2 separate regions of the Homo sapiens genome follow, and region 2 is linked to region 1. A link is an interaction called in ENCODE POLR2A ChIA-PET data of the cell type or tissue named here. Cell type or tissue: Panc1. All regions are shown on one strand. Each heading gives the region's core, and the rest is flanking DNA. Links, peaks and the distances in the headings are about the cores only.

Evidence for each region. ChIA-PET counts read pairs that join two places held together with the same protein. Peaks named below come from ENCODE experiments on the same cell type or tissue, not always from the same donor. Only the 100,000 strongest peaks of a DNase experiment are listed, where the experiment ranks them.
Region 2: POLR2A ChIA-PET joins it to region 1 with 8 read pairs; 2 of 35 experiments call an interaction of 5 or more read pairs at or near these places.

What each region holds. Positions count from the first base shown.
Region 1 is chr10:119,903,540-119,906,459 of GRCh38, reverse strand. SEC23IP (SEC23 interacting protein) reads right to left here. Exons shown (of 19, transcript NM_007190.4): 4 at 2,183-2,376. Among named protein-coding and RNA genes, the nearest start is that of SEC23IP, 12 kb to the right of the region's middle. In Panc1, for the core only: no CTCF peak of the experiment used is centred there; no DNase peak of the experiment used is centred there.
Region 2 is chr10:119,535,431-119,538,344 of GRCh38, reverse strand. The region is part of intron 1 of RGS10 (regulator of G protein signaling 10); the gene reads left to right. Among named protein-coding and RNA genes, the nearest start is that of RGS10, 5.8 kb to the left of the region's middle. In Panc1, for the core only: no CTCF peak of the experiment used is centred there; no DNase peak of the experiment used is centred there; H3K27ac peaks cover 492 bases.

The DNA.
Region 1 (2,920 bases), core at 281-2,780:
ACAAAAAATTTAGAAGCAGCTTGCAAATTTTACCAAAAAAAAAAAAAAACCCTGATGTGAATTTTGATTGGGATTGCCTAAAATTTATCTGATAATTTGGGAAGAATTGACATCTTTTATGATAGTGCCTACATGAACATAATGTTTAGCTCCGTTTCTTTTTTTTTTTTTTTTTTCTGAGACAAGGTCTTGCTCTGTTGCCCAGGCTAAAGTGCTGTGACACGATCACAGTTCACTGCAGCCTCAAGATCCCAGGCTCAAGCAATCCTACTGCCTCTGCCTCCTGAGTAGCTAAGACCACAGGCATGGGCCACCATGCCCAGCTAATTTTTTTGTGTGTATTTTTTGTAGAGACGGGGTTTTTCCATGTTGTCCAGGCTGGTCTGGAACTCCTGAGCTGAAGCAACCCACCCACCTTGGCCTCCCAGAGTGCTGGGATTACAGGCAGGAGCCACCACGCCCAGCCTAGCTCCATTTCTTGAGGTCACCTTTTACGTTCTTCAGTGTTCCATAAAGTTTACCGGTACTTTTCTTGGGCTTTTTTCCTACATTGCCTGTAGTTTTATAAATATATAGTCTCTCTGTTATAAATACATAGTATCTTCTTTTTCTATTTTTAATTGGTTATTTCTATGGCACAGGAATGTTACTAATTTACGTATGTTAATTTTATATACACGGACTTGCAAAAAAACTCTTGTATTGGTGCTAATATTTCTAGAGGTTCTCCTGATTTTCCACGTAGACAATAATCATGTCTTCATCAAATTAAAGGTGTTCTCTGTCTCCAACCCTTCCGTTGTTTTGTCTTAGTGCTCTGACAGAAGAGGATCACCAACAGGATGCTGAGCAATACGTATCATTTTGTTCCCTTTCTATTATCGGCTTTCTCACTTCCTAACCTCCTCTGCCTCTTCCCTGATCTGGTTTGAGTTTCCTGGAAGAAGCCGAACAAAAGCTAAGGTCTCCCTAGGTAGCCATGTGTTGCTGCAGTGGTCAGTATGTGGATATCTATCCCGCTTCAAAGTCTATGTCACCCATATAAAATCAAATATAGTTAAGAGAAAGTGTAGACTTTCAGACACTGCTTGGACTTGAAAATATATACTTCAGCTTCAAAATAGTAAAACTAAACATTTAATCTGGGGACATGATAGCTTCGTAGGGGCCTACCAAAAAGGTACCAAAAATTACAATATATCTTTATTTGTTTATTTATATCTAAAATTAAGCTATAGATATCAGCATTCCTTTACACTTTTTTCTTTATATATATACACACACACATATATGCACATATACAAATATATACTTTTTTTTTTTCTGAGGAAGGGTCTCATTCCCATTGCCCAGGCTGGAGTGCAGTGGCATGATCTCAGCTCCCTGCAGCCTCAACTTCCCTGGCACAGGTGATCCTTCCTCTTCAGCCTCCCGAGTAGCTCGGACTACTAGCGTGTGCCACCACGCCTGGCTAGTTTTTGTATTTTTAGTAGAGACATGGTTTCGCCATGTTGGTCAGGCTGGTCTCAAAACTCCTGGCCTCAAGTGATCTGCTCACCTAGGCCTCCCATAGTGCTGGGATTATAGGCACGAGCCACCACACCCAGCCAGAAGTTAACTAAAATGTTCTGTATCTCATTTCCTATCTATGCAACTGAATTCACTGAACGTATTTCAAATATCTAACATTCAACTCTTAAGTAGAATTAACACAAGCATTTAACACAATTATATAAAACAACATATAATTTCTTGAAGAAATTATAGATTTAAGATGGCTAATAAGACTCAAGACACTTCTTCCAATTCTATTTATTTATTTTCACAAATCAGAGGTTAATTTCAAGCCTTTTACTGAATACTAATTTGAAAATGTCCATATGCTTGGCATCTTCTATCAACAACAAATCCCAGCGGCCTAGGTTCTATTGAAGGCTTGACACAAGCACCTTATTAGATCTGTGATGTGTCTCTGCAAATCATATTCTATCTTTAGACACAGATGCCACGATTAGCACCTCATGAGTGATGACACCACTTAAAAAGTAATCTTCTCTGTGAACAGCATCAAAACAAGCTGTCTTGTAAGTAAAGTCCGCTCCACTGTGAATGATGTTACTCACCAATGTATATAGGACCTACATTTTTTAAAGAAACTCATAAAGAAATAAAGCACCCGTACCTCTAGTTTTTCACTGAACTCCTCAGTATAGGGAATAAATCGACTATCTGTGTCCCCCTTGTAAAACCAAGTACAGCGTCTCACTTCGGCTGGCTCCTCTTCCCAGTAGGCAGCCTTCCTTATTCGGTCATAGAGGTAAACATCGTAGCGCCCTCCATCCGTGCCAAGAACCACGCTCTCCGGATCTGGCTGAACTAGAGAACAAAATTAACACTTTTCCTAACTGCTGCAAGGCATATTGTAAAATAATAAATAATCTGCTGGGCGCAGTGGCTCATGCCTGTAATCCCAGCACCCTGGGAGGCCGAGAGAGGTGGATCACTTGCGGTCAGGAGTTTGAGACCAGCCTGGCCAATGGTGAAACCTCCCTGTCTACTAAAAATACAACAATTAGCCAGGCGTGGTGGCACACGCCTATAATCCCAGCTACTTGGGAGGCTGAGGCATAGTAGTTTGAACCCAAGAAGCAGAGGTTGCAGTGAGTCCAGATTGCGCTACTGCTCTCCAGCCTGGGCAGCAGAGTGAGACTCTGTCTCAAGAAAATAAAAATGAAATAATAAATAATGAATACGGTGACTACTCAATCTTTAAAGACAAAAAACTAGGCTCATTTTTATTTCAAAATAGAAGTTTAAGATTAATCTGTGCTGCTCAAAATTATGACTCTTAAGTAGAAAAGAAACAGCTAGGGCAAACTTTAAAAACATAATTCAAAGAACTGATGGATTTTTTTTATCA
Region 2 (2,914 bases), core at 133-2,632, 370 kb after region 1:
CTAAGGGGCAGGGACTTGTCCGGAGGCACCCATTTCTGAAGGGGCAGAGAACTCAAGTCTTGGACCCAAGTCCACGGCCACCTAAACACAACAACCATTTAGCGACTTTGCTAAAATATATTTAGAGAATGAATGTGGAGCTGACAACTTTCCTCCCTTCCTCCATCCCTCTCTCCTCCACTCCCTCCCTCCCTTCCTTCTTCCCTCCCTCCTTCCCTCCCTTCCTTCTTTTCTGTAGTCAGGACATTAGAAACAAACAAAGCCATCATCAAACACCTTTATCATTTCACACAGAAAAGGACATTTTAACACCCCCAATAGTAGGAAAGATATAATCTCAGGTAAAGAGCTGTCCTGATCCACAGAATCTTGTAGAGGTTGTCGCTCCTGGGGAGAGACACTGGGCACCTGAGGGACAGAGGTGTGAGGAAGACTATTACACCACACTCCCTTTTGTATGTCCTGCACTGTGCCCCACGTAAAGAAACATAGTGATCTATTTCAAAGCAAAAGCAAAACAAGCAACCCAAGACTGTCCTTCCTCTACCAGCACAGTTCACTTGGTAAATATTTCCTAGTCTTCCTTCTCGTTTATTTGTGGACTAGTGAAGAAAACCGCCTACCAGCCCGTGGCACTGTGGGCAGGCGGCCACCTGGGAACCCCTGGCCTCCTCTCCTCAATTCATTTTAAGTTCTGTGAGAAAATAGCCCCCACCTTTCATTTCTGGCATCTTTCTCTGTGTTTTTCTCTCCAGCCAGACAACCTGGGGTTGCATCCCAGCTCATCCACTTCCTTGCTTGCTTCTTTGTAGCAAATTATTTATCGTCTCTGTGCCTCAGTTTCCTGATCTGTAAAATGGGGCCCTTGAGGAAACTAGCTTGCAAGGATTGTTGCAAAGTTTCGATGGGATATAGTAAGTGCTCAGTAAATGTCAACTTTTCTTTTTCTTTTTTTTTTTTTTGAGACGGAGTTTCACTCTTGTTGCCCACGCTGGAGTGCAATGGCGCAATCTCGGCTCACGGCAACCTCTACCTCCGGGGTTCAAGCCATTCTCCTGCCTCAGCCTCCTGAGTAGCTGGGATTACACGCATGCACCACCACGCCTGGCTAATTTTGTATTTTTAGGTTTCTCCACATTGGTCGGGCTGGTCTCAAACTCCCGACCTCAGGTGATCTGCCCGCCTCGGCCTCCCAAAGTGCTGGGATTACAGGCGTGAGCCACCACGCCTGGCCTCAACTATTTTTAATAGCTATCCGTCCTCCTTTCTGTGCCCTCTACCCTTAGCCTGGTGCCTGGCTTGGCTCATTCCTTAGAAAATGTTTATCACTATAAAATATATACTTGAGTGCCAGACATCATGCTGACCCTGAGGAAGACTCAGCCCTTGCTTTCAAGAAATGCACCATCCACCTGACTGACCCTGGAGGAAAAAGTCATTTACTTTGCCTCGAGGGAGGGTGCGGGACAGATTGAGGCAGAGTAGGAGGGTGAGGGCAGCTTTACGCAGAAATGTCAGGCCCCAGAGGACACACAGGGGCTTCTGGAAGTGGAGAAAATCGATGACAGGGTCTTTGTTTTCGGGCTAGGGCTGCTGGGCCATTTTCTTTTTTCTGGACTTTGCCTAGAAAGTGGAGAGTCTAGGGAGGCTACAAATAACAGTTTGGCGTTCTTATTTCCTTCCCTCTAGTAGAAACTGGAAACCAGTGGCCATCTGTTGTTTAGTCCACTTAAAAGAGGATGTTGAGGCTTGTTTTTTCTTCGGACCCAAGGGTGCTCGGGAGCCCTCCAGTCTCTGCCTTTCTCACACAAGGCGTCTCTGGGAAGGCAGTGGATTGTTGGTCTGCGTGGAACTTCTCAGGTGGACACCAGAGCATGGAACGTAAGGAATCGCCCCCACCCCTTTCCATGTCCGCAGTTTGCCTGTCGCCTTGGCCCTGGGCGGGGCAGGGGCTGGGAAGAGTGTGCTGTGAGGACACAGAGGTGCACAGGTGACTGTGGAAGGGCCAGTAGGAGCACTTGGCTTTCTGTGAGTCCCGAACCCTCGTGTGAAAACGCCACGATGCCCTTTCTGAGTGGAGCCAACCCTCTGCCACCAGCTTTCCTGCTCCTGACTTGGATGCTGGCTATTACTATGATTATTGAAAAACTTTTTTCACTTTTGATGTTATTTCCTGCTAACTGCAGTTCAATCAGATCTCTCTGGCAAGGGAATTGCATGCAGGTGGGGTAGTTATTCTCAGCAGCTAGATACTGGAGCCGATAAACACTTAAGTAATATTTAGATACCATGTTTCCATGACCCAGTTTCTCTGGAGCCTTACACAGATCACCAGTTGTAACAAAATGACTCTCTGATTCTAAATTGGGAGGACTTTTTAAAAAATGTACTACACTTGATGTGGTATAGGTGACAAGAGGTTTTAAATAAGTTTTGTGGGGTGTGTACTTTCTTTGAAACTTCATTACAAAGTAGAGTATTTTAAAGGAGTACAGTGTGTGTGTGCACGCCTGTGCATGTGAGTTGTACCAAACCACTTTGGAATTTAGGGTTAATATCTCTGCCTTTTCCTGGACTCGAATGTTTAATAGTCTGTGAGTTTGGGGGAGTACTTAGGACAAACCTTCTGAGGATGTAAGTTGACTCTGCTGTTGAGGAAACTGGATAGTGAGATATTACTAAAATATTATTTGACTTGGAGAAATTGTCTATGCAGGATGATTACACAGACCTTCCTGCAAATTAACAGCAGAAATCCATGCTGTGAGCATTCATCTCCGATGAGTGTTACAGATGCCTTTTGAGTATGGATTTCCAAGGAATTAATGTCTGGAGAAGGTCTCTGTTAGATATGACATCATAGCATCTATAAATAATGCATCATAAAATAAGCTGCAAGCAACCAGCCCCAGCC